2 separate regions of the Homo sapiens genome follow, and region 1 is linked to region 2. A link is an interaction called in ENCODE POLR2A ChIA-PET data of the cell type or tissue named here. Cell type or tissue: Panc1. All regions are shown on one strand. Each heading gives the region's core, and the rest is flanking DNA. Links, peaks and the distances in the headings are about the cores only.

Region 1 (6,211 bases), core at 1,317-5,316, 920 kb before region 2:
CTGTGTATCTATTTTTATGCCAGTACCATGCTGTTTTGGTTACTAGAGCTTTGTACTAGATTTTGAAGTCAGCTAATGTGATGCCTCAGCCTTGTTCTGGCTTAGGATTGCTGTGTTAGTCTGTTCTTATGCTGCTGTAAAGAGCTTCCCTGAGACTGGGTAATCTACAAATGAAAGAGGTTTAATTGATTCACAGATCCGCATGGGTGGGGAGGCCTCAGGAAACTTACAATCATGGCAAAAGGAGAAGCAGGCATGTCTTACATGGTGGCAGGCAAAAGAGAGAGAGAGAGGAGAGAGAGAGAGGGAGGAACTGTCAAACACAAAACCATCAGATCCTATGAGAACTCGCTCACTATCATGAGAACAGCATGGGGGAAATGGCCCCCATGATCCAGTCACCTCCTACGAGGTCCCACCCTCCCACACGTGGGGATTATGGGGATTACAATATGAGATGAGATTTGGATGGGGACACAGAGCGAAACCATATCAATTGCTTTAGCTATTCAGGGTCTTTTGGGTTCTATATACATTTTAGGATTTTTTTTTGTTTCTGTGAAGAATATCATTGATGTTTTGACAGGGATTACACTGAATCTGTAAATTGGTTTGGGTAGTATGGTCATTTAAATAATGTTATTTCTTCCAATCCATGAGCATTAAATATCTTTCTATCGTGCATGTGTGTCCTCTTCTATTTCCTTCATCAGAGTTTTATGGTTTTCCTTGTAGAGATTTTTCACTTCCTTTGTTAGATTGATTCCTCCTTGGTTAGATTGATTCTTAGGTATTTTATATTTTTTGTAGCTATTGTAAACAGGATTCCTTTCTTGATTTCTTTTTCAGATTGTTCACTGCTGGCATATATAAATGTTACCAAGTTTGTATTAATATATTGATTTTGTATCTTGCAATGTTGTTGAATTCATTTATCAGTTTTAACAGTTTTTTGGTTGAATTTTTAGGTTTTTCTAAGTACAAGATTATGCCTTCTGTGAACAAGACTAATTTGACTCCATCTTTTCCAATTTTGATGCCTTTTATTTCTTTCTCTTGCCTAATTGCTCTGACCAAGACCTGCAGTATTATGTTGAATAATAGTGGTGAAAATAGCCATCCTTGTCTTATTTCAGTTCTTACAGGAAAGGCCTTCAAATTTTCCCCCTTCAGTATTATGTTAGCTGTGGCTTTGTCATATATGGCCTTTATTAGTTTGAGGTATGTTCCTTGATTACCCATTTTTATAAGGGTTTTTATCATAAAGGGACATTGAATTTTATCAAATGCTTTTTCAGCATCTGTTGGAATAATCATATGGTTTTTGTTCTTGATTCTGTGAATGTGATGTATTATGTTTGTTTGTTTGCATATGTTGCATGTGTATGTTTATTTGCATTGCCCCATCTTTGCATCACTGGGATGAGTCCCATTTGGTCATGATGAATGATCTTTTTAATGTGTTGTTGAATTTGGCTAGCTAAGATTTTGTTGAGGATTTTTGCATCTATATTCATTAGTAATATAGGCCTGAAGTTTGTTGTTGTTGTTGTTGTGTCCGTGTCTAGTGTTGTTATCAGAGTAATGCTGGCCTCTTAGAATGAGCTTGGAAGTACTCCCTCCTCACCATTTGTTTTGAAGAGTTTGAGTAAGATCGGTATTTATTCTTTAATGTCTGGTAGAATTCGGCAGTGATTCAATCTGTTCCTGGGGCTTTTCTTTGATGGGATATCTCTCTTTTTGGCTCTAATCTTCCTAACAGGGGAAATTTTAACCTAGGAACATGATGCTTTCTATTGCTACTTTGTTCAAAGCCTAACAGTTTAATGTCAGCGGTAGTAATGATGACAACAGCAGCTGACCTGACTGAGCACCCCCACATGTGACAAGACACCATGCTAAGGGATTTACATCTCTTAGCTCCTCGAACCCTGACAACTGCCTTGTTTTCTCATTTCACACATGATGAAACGAGACTCAGGAGATTCAACAACTTGAGGTTAACAATGTGCCTAAGGTCACATCATAATTCTGGTGGGATGCAGCTTCCTATCTCCTGTAAGTGGGCCATTTTAAGGCCCACCCGGGCAGAGCCCCTCGACTGGCATAACTTAATAATACTCGATTTCAGATAACTTATTAAAATCATTTCACCACAGTAGAGCAAATAACTGTGGTCAATGGTGATGGCAGTGGAAACCTTTCCAGCAACCATGAGCTACTCTTTGCAAATGATCACTCTGGCGGATAATCCCATTAGTTCTCTTCTACCACCTCTTCAGAAATACTCTCACCTCCCAGCACAGAGGCACCTGGGCTGTGGCTTTTCCAGAAATGAAGAGATGGGGATGGGGGCAGGGAAAATAACACTTGATTATCTAAAATATCTCTATTTCTTAATTTTTAATTTATTTGGTGACAGTAATACAGAAAGCTGGAATAATGCCAAGCAGCCATGTGTCATACAACGAATAACTTGTCCTGCTGTGTGCTGTATTAAAAGGACTTTTTGAATGACTACATTATGGACACATTGAGTGCTCTGATCCAGAAGAGTCCATGGTGCCTTCAGACAAGAGCCCTGGGCACCTCTGTAGCAACGTGTCCCCTACTTCTCACTGTCCCCAAAGGTTTTCCTGAAATCCTGCCTTAGATATCAAGGAGGCCATTGTCATGGCCTCCTTCAGCACAGACCTTATTATTTCCTTATTGGAGCTGTCAAAAAATCTTGGGATGGTTCTTTTCTCAAGAATCATCCTTTGACACTTGCTAGTCTGTCCTAGAGCCTAGGAACATTCCCAGCTTTCTGCTCCTTTCTCTCCTTTTGCTGTCTAGGCCTTGCATACCCTGTGCTGGCTCCTGGCTCCTGGCCCTGCCTGGTGTGCTGAGCTGGCACCATCATCCCCTGGAGTCGGCTCAGGGCCAACAAATTTCTGACACAAGGAGATTAATTAGGTCCAGGGAAGCGAGAAGCAGGTGCTGTGAGTCATGTGGCGATCAGCTGTGCTTTCTCTATGATAGAATGCAAATGATCCCACACACTCAAATTCCCAGCATCATCATGACCATCATGACTGATCAGACCATGGCCACAGGGATTTTAACTCCAGTGATGACGGGCAGTGAGGTCAGCTACATCTCAAATCAAGAAAGACAGACAAGTCGGTAAACCAGCTTCTGTGAATCAGAACCATTGACCACATCTAATTCCAGGGAGCAGAGCCAAGGCTGCAGCCTGAGGGCATGTCTGTCACTAAGGCTGGTGAGATGCTGAGTCATTTAGTTTCCAGCAATTAGGCATCTTCTGCTCAAGCAAAAAGTAGCCAGATGACTATCTGGTGAGGTAAGCTGTAGTAATAATATGAACAATCATAATTGATTTGCATTGTGATGCCTACATCTAAAAGTACCTCCATTTATTTCTTTATGTTGTTGTGCATGTATTCATTCATTCAATGGACATCTTTTTGAGCTCAAAAGATGAGGAAACTACTGTGCTGGGCCTTAATGGCCCTTGCCATCAAGAAACTCAGGGTCTCTTGGGGAATGATACAAACACAAGACTCACAGCATCCAGTTAAAATGCCATGCTTTCTGTTATACCAGGCACCATGGAAACACCGTGGGAAGGCTGGAGAACTCTGCTTCTGGACGTGTTCATTCAGGCCCATCCTTGTCTCCACCTCACTTACTCTCTTCACTTCTGGCAGGGCTGAATGCCCTCATTTTACCCAACACCAGGAATCTCCAAGGAACCCCAGAAAGTTGCAGGACCCTGGACTCCTTTCTTGTAGCTAGGGGTCAGGTCAGGCACATGCACATCAGCTGCCGGGGAGGAAGTGGGGTGCAGGGATGCAGACCGGGCTGCAAAATAGCCTCTCAACATCCCAGCCTCTCTGCAGGAGAGATGCTGCCCGTGGCCACTCCAGAGTTGGTGGACCTCATTCATGTCTCCAGGAGAGATAAACGACTTTAACAAAACCCAGCAATATTAGCAAAGCCTGTGGCCAGAACATTTCAGTGAGTAATTTTAATGCCCAGGTGTGTAGCATGGCACAGAAAAACATCTTTGAGGATGGATTAACAACACATTTTGCCATCCCCTGAGAGATTTTACCCTGAACGCACACATCTCTAAGAGATGGTGTGGTCCCTATCATTAGATTGTTATGAAGAATGCTTTAGGAAGTCTCTCCCAGGTGCCAAGGCTCCTCTGGGAAAAGGTTCAAAGGGTGGTGGGCCAGTCCTCTGGGCACATGCATTCCTGGTGCAGACCACCAGAATTGTGCCAGTAGTAGCTAAGGGTGTTAGCAAGTCCTGGTGCATGCCACGGTGCAGGCCCAGGCAGCCAGCCTGTGCTCTTCATTCTGGGACAGTGCTGTCCTGGACTGTCCTTTATGACCACCCCCAGCCTTGGTTCTGCAGTGGGGCATGGTTGTGTGCTGGTGGCAACAAGGACACGCCCTGACCCTCTGCTCCCTCTCTTGTTCTCCTTTTGTTTTAACATTTTCCTCAGATTATAGAATTACCACATGCCAACTATTATGAGCTGAATTGGGCCTTCCCACCCACAAATCCATGTGTTAAAGCCCTAACCCCTAGCACCTCAGAATGTGACTGTATTTGGAGATAGGATCTTTAAAGAAGTAAATAAGTTAAATGAGATCATTAGGGTGGGCTCTCATCAAATTTGACTGATGTCCTTCTAAGAAGATGGGGACACAGACACACACAGGGGGAAGACCACGTGAAGACACAGGGCATCTGCAAGCCAAGGAGAGAGAGAGGCCTCAGGACTCTGCCAGCACCTTGAGCTCAGTCTTCCAGCCTCCACAACTGTGAGAGAATAAATTTTCATTGTTTCAGCCCCCAGTCTGTGGTATTTTGTTATGGTAGCCCTAGCAAACTAATACACCTTCCACAGAAAATTGAGGAGATATACACAAATTTAGATTGTGAAAATAATGACTATTTTTCTAAATCTCTCTACCCAGAGAAAATTTCAGTTACTATTTCAGTCATTTTTCTTACAGTTTAAAAATCCATATTATATAGAGAGACAAATTGACAGTGGTGGTAGTTAGAGATTACATTCTGTATCCAACTTGCCTTCTGAATTGACATTGCATGAATGAGTACCGCCTTATGTCAATAGGTTCGGGCCATAATTTAATCATTGGTAATATTGGGGGTCATGCTTTATTCTAGACAGACAGACCCACACACCCTACTTTTTAATTATATTATCCATACTGTTCTTTTTCCAGATTTCCTTATTTAGTAGTCAATATGGATAGATTTCTATGTTCATAAACATGGATTTGTGTCATATGTAAATTTTTGGATAATATTTTATAGAACAGGGTTATGAGTTTTCTTTAAACCTATATTGATGGTCATTTAAAATTTTTCATTTCTTTTTTTTTTTTTGTTAAAAATGAAAGCACTGTGAGGACTGCCTGATCGCATAGCTATGCACCCTGGAACTCTTTCTTTAGAACCAGTTCTGAGGCTGCAGTGCCTACGGTGGAGTTGAGGGAGTGTTTGCTTCCAATTCCTGCCTGTTGTCCTGGAGGTTGGCTGCGACTCTATCCCCAACAGCAGTTTATGGGCAAGGGTGTCCATAATCTTTTTGCACATTTAACATTCTCAATCTAGGCTGGTTTGGGGCTATAAATTATACCTCACTGGGGCTTTTACAAATTTATTGGTCATTTGCATTTCGTTTTATTTGAATTGCCTGTTTGTATTCTCTTTCTGCTTCTAAAAGTTGGTGTGTTTGCCTTTTCCTAACAGTTTTATAAGATCTTTTTAGGTAATAGCAATTTTAATTCTTTTATATGTATTTGGCAATTCCCTTCCTGCTCGCTATTCCCCCCAGTTTTCCTTATCTCTTAATTTTGTACATGGCAGGTTTTTATTTTATTTCAGAGCACATTTTAAGTTTTTATGTATTAACATCTATTAGTCTTTTCCTTATATTACTTCAGATTTTGGTTGCCTGCTTAGAAAGCACTTTCACACCCAGATATTCATACAATTTTCACTAAATGTTTTCTTTTACTGCCCTTATGATTTTTTTTAAATATTAAAAATATTTAGCCCATCTGGAATTCATTTTGGTGTGAGGTATGAGGTAGGACTGTAACACTATTTTCCCCTAAGATGGTTAGTAGGTTGTCACAACGCATTCCCCACTAATCTGTCCTTT
Region 2 (6,211 bases), core at 1,251-5,250:
TTTATTTGATTTGGCCAAGGTGAGAAATCTGCCTTAACAAAAAGAAGCAGCGTGGAGTTTTTTTGTTTGTTTTGTTTTTTTAGAGATGGGGGTCTCCCTATATCACCCAGGCTGGAGTGCAGTGACTTTGAGAGAGTCTCAAAGTGCTGGGGTTATAAGCGTGAGCCACCGCGCACAGCCTCAGCATGGAAGTTTTGACCTCCGTTTTCAACCTGGGCCAGTTCACCCCTCCTTAGGCAACGTGGTGGTCCTCCACTCCTGGGAGGTCATAGCGAGGCCGAACTTGCTGCAGATACCCAATCGACATAGTACACTACAGCCTCGGCCTTCCAAAGTGCTGGGATTATAGGCATAAGCCACCATGCCAGGCATGGGGAGTTTTTACACAGCTAGAGACTAAGGGAGGGGCAGTTTCAGAGAACCGAGGGGGGAAAAGTCTGTGTTTCTTTAGTCTCACATAGTGTCTTGAATAACCAGACTTCTGGGTGTCTGCAGCTGGTCGCAGTGTGTTTAAAGACATTCATTACTTCTGCAAAATTTTTTTATGGCCCTGAAGTTATCCCCTCCTTCACAAGGAACAGTATTTCAGCAGTTCATAATTTCATTATGGGAACAAGGAATACTGGGCAAAAAGCGAGTGGTTAATGTGTAAGCAAGTAAGGGCCTGATAAGAATTTTCATCCCTTGAGTCACTAAAAATGCCGGGTGTTGAAAGAGGCATAATTTTGGGTAGTAGTTTTTGGATTTTGGAGAAAGCTGCTTTGACCCTTGAAAATACCCTGAGGCCTGGCGCAGTGGCTCACACCTGTAATGCCAGCACTTTGGGAGGCTGAGGCAGGTGGACTGCTTGAGCTGAGGAGTTGTTTTTTTTTGTTTTTTTTTAAAGACGGAGTCTCACTCACCCAGGCTAGAGTGCGGTGGTGCGATCTCGGCTCATTGCAACCTCCACCTCCCCAGTTCAAGCGATTCTGCCTCAGCTTCCTGAGTAGCTGGGATTACAGGTGGGTGTCACCACGCCCAGATAATTTTTGTATTTTTAGTAGAGATGGGGTTTTACCATGTTGGCCAGGGTGGTCTTGAACTCTGGACCTCAGGTGATCCACCCACCTCGGCCTCCCAAAGTGCTGGGATTACAGGTGTGAGCCAGTGTGCCCGGCCAAGCTGAGGAGTTTGAGCAGCTTGGGCAACATGGCAAGACACTCGACTCTACAAAAAATACAAAAATTACTCGGGCATGGTGGCTCACACCTGTAGGCCAGCTACTTGGGAGGCTGAGGTGGGAGGATCGCTTGAGCCCAGGTGGCGGAGGTTGCAGTGAGCCAAGATTGCACCACTGCACCTCAGCCTGGATGACAGTGAGACCCTGTCTCAAAAAAAAAAAGGAAATACTACTCCTGCTAATTATCAGGTGACCAGAAGGATGCAAGGACTCCACCAGCTCCTCTGCCATCTGCTACAAATGACAGCATAGGCCCCATCAAAGAGGTACCTGTGTTCCTAAATGATTTCATGTGGCACCTCTGATAAGTCTCAGTAAACACTCAGGCCAAACCCTGAAACTCTGAGTGTTCTGAATCAAGGCCACGTTTTCTGCAGGAGAGGGCTAGTTACCTTTCTTTTCTTTTTCTTTCTTTTTTTTTTTTTGAGACGGAGTCTCGTTCTGTTGCCCAGGCTGGAGTGCAGTGGCGCGATCTCAGCTCACCGTAATCTCCGTCTCCCAGGTTCAAGCGATTCTTCTGTCTCCGCCTCCCAAGTAGCTGGGATTACAGGCACCCACCACCACACCTGGCTAATTTTCATATTTTTAGTAGAGACAGGGTTTCACCATGTTGGCCAGGCTGGTCTCAAACTCCTGACCTCAGGCTATCTGCCCACCTCAGCCTCCCAAAGTGCTGAGATTACAGGCATGAGCCACCATGCCCAGCCTAGTTACCTTTCAAGAAGCTGCCCCCAAGTACTTAGCAGTATGGGAGATAAGTCACCTGCACTAAGACCACCCTCATGATTTGGGTGCTGACAGATGCATCAAGTCTCAAGGCATCTCAGTTTTATTATCAGTTTTTGTTTTTTTAAAAGAATTGGGCTGGGCGCGGTGGTTCACACCTATAATCTCAGCACTTTGGGAGGACGAGGCGGGCGGATCACCTGAGGTCAGGAGTTCCAGACCATCCTGGCCAACATGGTGAAATCCCATCTCTACTAAAATTACAAAAATTAGCTGGGCGTGGGGGCACACGCCTGTAGTCCTAGCTACTCAGGAGGCTGAGGCAGGAGAATTCTTGAACCCAGGAGGCGGAGGGTGCAGTGAGCCGAGATCATGCCACTGCACTCCAGCCTGGTGACAGAGCGAGACTCCGTCTCTAAAAAAAAAAAAAAAAAAAAAAGGAATCTTACTCTGTTGCCCATGCTAAAGAGCTAAAGAGCAGTGGTGAGATGATAGCTCTCTCTTTTTTTTTTTTTTTTTTTTTTTGAGACTGGGCCTTGCTCTGTCACCCAGGCTCGAGTGCAGTGGCATGATCGCGATCACGGCTCACTGCAGCCTCAAACTCTCAAGTGATCCAACTGCCTCATCCTAAGTAGCTGGGACTACAGGCATGCACCACCACACCCAGCCTAACACTTTTTTTTTCTTTTTTTTGAGACGGAGTCTCACTCTATTGCCCAGGTTGGAATGCAGTGCACCTCTTCCTCTTGGGTTTAAGTGATTCATCTGCTTCAGCCTCCCGAGTAGCTGGGATTATAGGCGCCTGCCATCACACCTGGCTAATTTTGTATTTTTAGTAGAGACAGGGTTTCACCATGTTGGTCAGGCTGGTCTCGAACCCCTAACCTTAGATGATCCACCTGCCTCGGCTTCCCAAAGTTTTGGGATTACAGGTGTGAGCCACCGTGCCCGGTCCTAACATTCTCGAAATAACAAAACTATAGAGATAGAGGACAGTTTAGTGGTTGCCAGAGGTTAGGCCTAGGGGGCCTAAGTAGGGAGGGAAATGGGTTTGGCTATAAAAGAGGAGCATGAGGGATCCTGGTAATGAACTGGTCCAGATCTTGACTGTGGTGGTCACAGGCATCACAGGTGATAAAGTTGCACAGAACTAAACGTACATACACACACAAATGAGTGATGTAACACTGGTGAAATCTCAGTAAGGCCAATGCTTCTAGCAGTTTCAATATTCTGCTGTGATATAGTGTACTATAGCTATGCAAGAAGTTGCCACTGGGGGAAACTGGCTTATCTCTCCCCATTATTTTTTACAATTGCATGTGAATCTACAATTATCTTAAATGTAAGGTTTTTTTGTTTTGTTTTGTTTTAGTTTGTTTTGTTTTAGTTGTTTTAGTTTGTTTTGTTTTAGTTTGTTTTGTTTTAGTTGTTTTAGTTTTGTTTTAGTTTGTTTTGTTTTAGTTGAGAAAAAAGATGCAGGCCAGGTGCTGTGGCTCACGCCTGTAGTCCCAGCATTTTGGGAGGCTGAGGTGGGAGGATTGCTTGAACGCAGGAGTTCCAGACCAGCCTAGGCAACACAGTGAGAGCCCATCTCTACATAAAAAAAATTAGCTGGGCCAGGTGCAGTGGCTCTTGCCTGTAATCCCAGCACTTTGGGAGGCTGAGGTGGGTGGATCACCTGAGGCTGGGAGTTCGAGACCAGCCTGACCAACATGGAAAAACCCCGTCTCTACTAAAAAAAAAAAACAAAATTAGCCAGGCATGGTGGCACATGCCTGTAATCCCAGCTAATCAGGAGGCTGAGGTAGGAGAATCACTTGAACCCAGGGGGCAGAGGTTGTGGTGAGCCGAGATCATGCCATTGCACTCCAGCCTGGGCAACAAGAGCGAAACTCCATCTCAAAAGAAAAAATTTGCTGGGCATAGTGACACGCGCCTGTGGTCCTACCTAATCTGGAGGCTGAAGTGGGAAGATTGCTTTAGCCTGGGAGGTTGAGGCTGCCATGAGCTGTAATCATGCTACTGCACTCCAGCCTGGGTGAGAGAGTGAGACCCAGTTTTAAGAAAAAAAAGAAGAAAATAAAAAAAATACAGAAATTAAAAAAAGAGAGCTGGGTGCCATGGCTCACGCCTGTATTCCTAGCACTTTGGGAGGCTTAAGCTCAGGAGTTTGAGACTAGCCTGGGCAACATGACGAGACTTCATCTCTACAAAAAATATAGCCGGGTGTGGTGGCATGTGCCTGTAGTTCCAGCTACTTGGGAGGCTGAAGCAGAGGTTGCAGTGAGATGAGATTGCATCACTGCACCCCAGCCTGGGCGACAGAGCCAGACTTTGTCTCAAAAAAAAAAAAAAAAAAAAGTATTATTTTAAATCAGAATAATAAGTCCTTTCTCTAGTCCTCACCTTTGGGTTCTGAAACAATACCTTTTTTTTTTTTTTTTTGAGACCGAGTCTCACTCTGTTGCCAGGCTGGAGTGCAATGGCACGATCTCAGCTCATTGCAACCTCCGCCTCCCGGATTCAAGCAATTCTCCTGCCTCAGCCTCCTGAGTAGCTGGGATTACAGACATGTGCCACCACGCCCAGCTAATTTTCTATTTTTACTAGACACGGGGTTTCACCATGTTGGTCAGGCTGGTCCCGACCTCAGGTGATCTGCCCGCCTCAGCCTCCCAAAGTGCTTGGATTACAGGCTTGAGCCACTGTGCCTGGCAATAGCCTGAGTTCTGATTCCAAACTCACAAGGCCAACTCCCAGGTACAAGAGGGAAAAGATGATCTGAAAGACTAGAGAACAATTTTTTTTTTTTTGCAAACTTTTAAACTTGATTATTTTGGGGTGCTAGGTTAGAAGTTGGTTTACTTTGTGAGTAAATGTCTCTGTGATGTTTGTTTTCTTTCTTTCTTTTTTTTTTTTTTTGGAGACAGAGTCTCGGTCTGTCACCCAGGCTGGAGTGCAGTGGTGCGATCTCGGCTCACTGCAACCTCCACATCCTGGGTTCAAGTGATCCTCCCACCTTAGCCTCCTGAGTAGCTAGGATTACAGGCATGAGCCACTGCACCCGGCCAATTTTTGTATTTTTAGTAGTGACAGGGTTTCACCATGTTGGCCAGGCTGCTCCTGAACTCTGGACCTCAAAATGATCCTCCCACCTCGGCCTCCCAAAGTGCTGGGATTACAGGCGTGAGCCACTGAACCCAGCCCTGAAAAATAAAAGATTTTTAAAATAAAAAAGTGAGGAAGGATGTATAGTCACCCAGCAGCACAGTCCCTGGGCTCTGTCTTTGACAATGATAAACATCGGGAAGGCAACAGGCCCCAGTCCTTTGGAAACAGGGCTCAGGAGCAGGACACCAGGGTTGGAGGCTGGCTGTGGAATTCGTTAGCCCATGAGAACCTCTGGGTGCCTCCTCTCCTCTAACCTAACCCTAACCCTAATGTCATCCGCATCACATAGGTTGCTAGGAAAATTTGACATGTGTGAAGTGTTTACAGTGGTGTCTGTCACTCAGTAAATCCCCAATTGAGTGGAAATGACACTTTGCTTTCTCTGGTCCCCCCTACCTCTCCCCACAGCCCCTCAACTAGGAGAGGATGACAAGGGGAAATCACCCACCAGCTCTGAAACAGGCCCCAGGAAGGGGTCTCTGACGCACAGCCAGTAATCCCACAAAGGGAAGCCTGGAGAGCCTCTGTCATGCCCTAGTCAGCCCATTCCTCACTCCCAGAAGGGAGAGAGGAGAGCTCGTTTCCCCTGGGAACCAGGGTCCCAACTCCAGGGCCTGGCCTTGTCCATCTGGGGCTAACACTGACTCCATCCTCCACTGTCATCCAGACCTGGCCTCCCATCAGTTTCTGACTCCTCCCACCATGATTTTCCCAGGTTCCATGAGCGAGAGCCGTCACCCTCCACATCAGAGAGATAAGCCTGTCACTGGACAGTCACACCTAGGGACTCGTGTGGTGGGGCCTCCTACATAAGTGGTCACTTATAGGACTTGGGGGAACTGTGACACCTGTCCAGGAGAAGTTTAAATGAAGCAGCATGAGAGCTTGAAAGAAGAGCGGCAGGTCTCCACCACGACGTGGCCCCAGGATACATGTGAAGGTGGAGGTGGGTGGCTGTCACGTCCAGAAACCTCTGCTCCCCAGTGGGGCACTGGGGTTGGAAGTTGAGGCTGCATCTCTTGTCAGGGTCATGGGGCCACCATGCAAGGACAGGGTTTGCTAGGATTTCAAACAGCAGAGCTCCTGATAGTC

The links. ChIA-PET counts read pairs that join two places held together with the same protein. Peaks named below come from ENCODE experiments on the same cell type or tissue, not always from the same donor. Only the 100,000 strongest peaks of a DNase experiment are listed, where the experiment ranks them.
Region 1: POLR2A ChIA-PET joins it to region 2 with 9 read pairs; 3 of 35 experiments call an interaction of 5 or more read pairs at or near these places.

What each region holds. Positions count from the first base shown.
Region 1 is chr10:44,298,229-44,304,439 of GRCh38, reverse strand. The region is part of intron 1 of LOC124902544 (a long non-coding RNA gene); the gene reads left to right. Among named protein-coding and RNA genes, the nearest start is that of LINC02881, 8.6 kb to the right of the region's middle. RefSeq lists enhancers at 2,531-3,730, 6,019-6,211. In Panc1, for the core only: no CTCF peak of the experiment used is centred there; a DNase peak (open chromatin) is centred at 3,210.
Region 2 is chr10:43,377,841-43,384,051 of GRCh38, reverse strand. No RefSeq gene overlaps it. Among named protein-coding and RNA genes, the nearest start is that of FXYD4, 9.3 kb to the right of the region's middle. RefSeq lists a silencer at 3,202-3,251. In Panc1, for the core only: no CTCF peak of the experiment used is centred there; a DNase peak (open chromatin) is centred at 3,158; H3K27ac peaks cover 1,853 bases.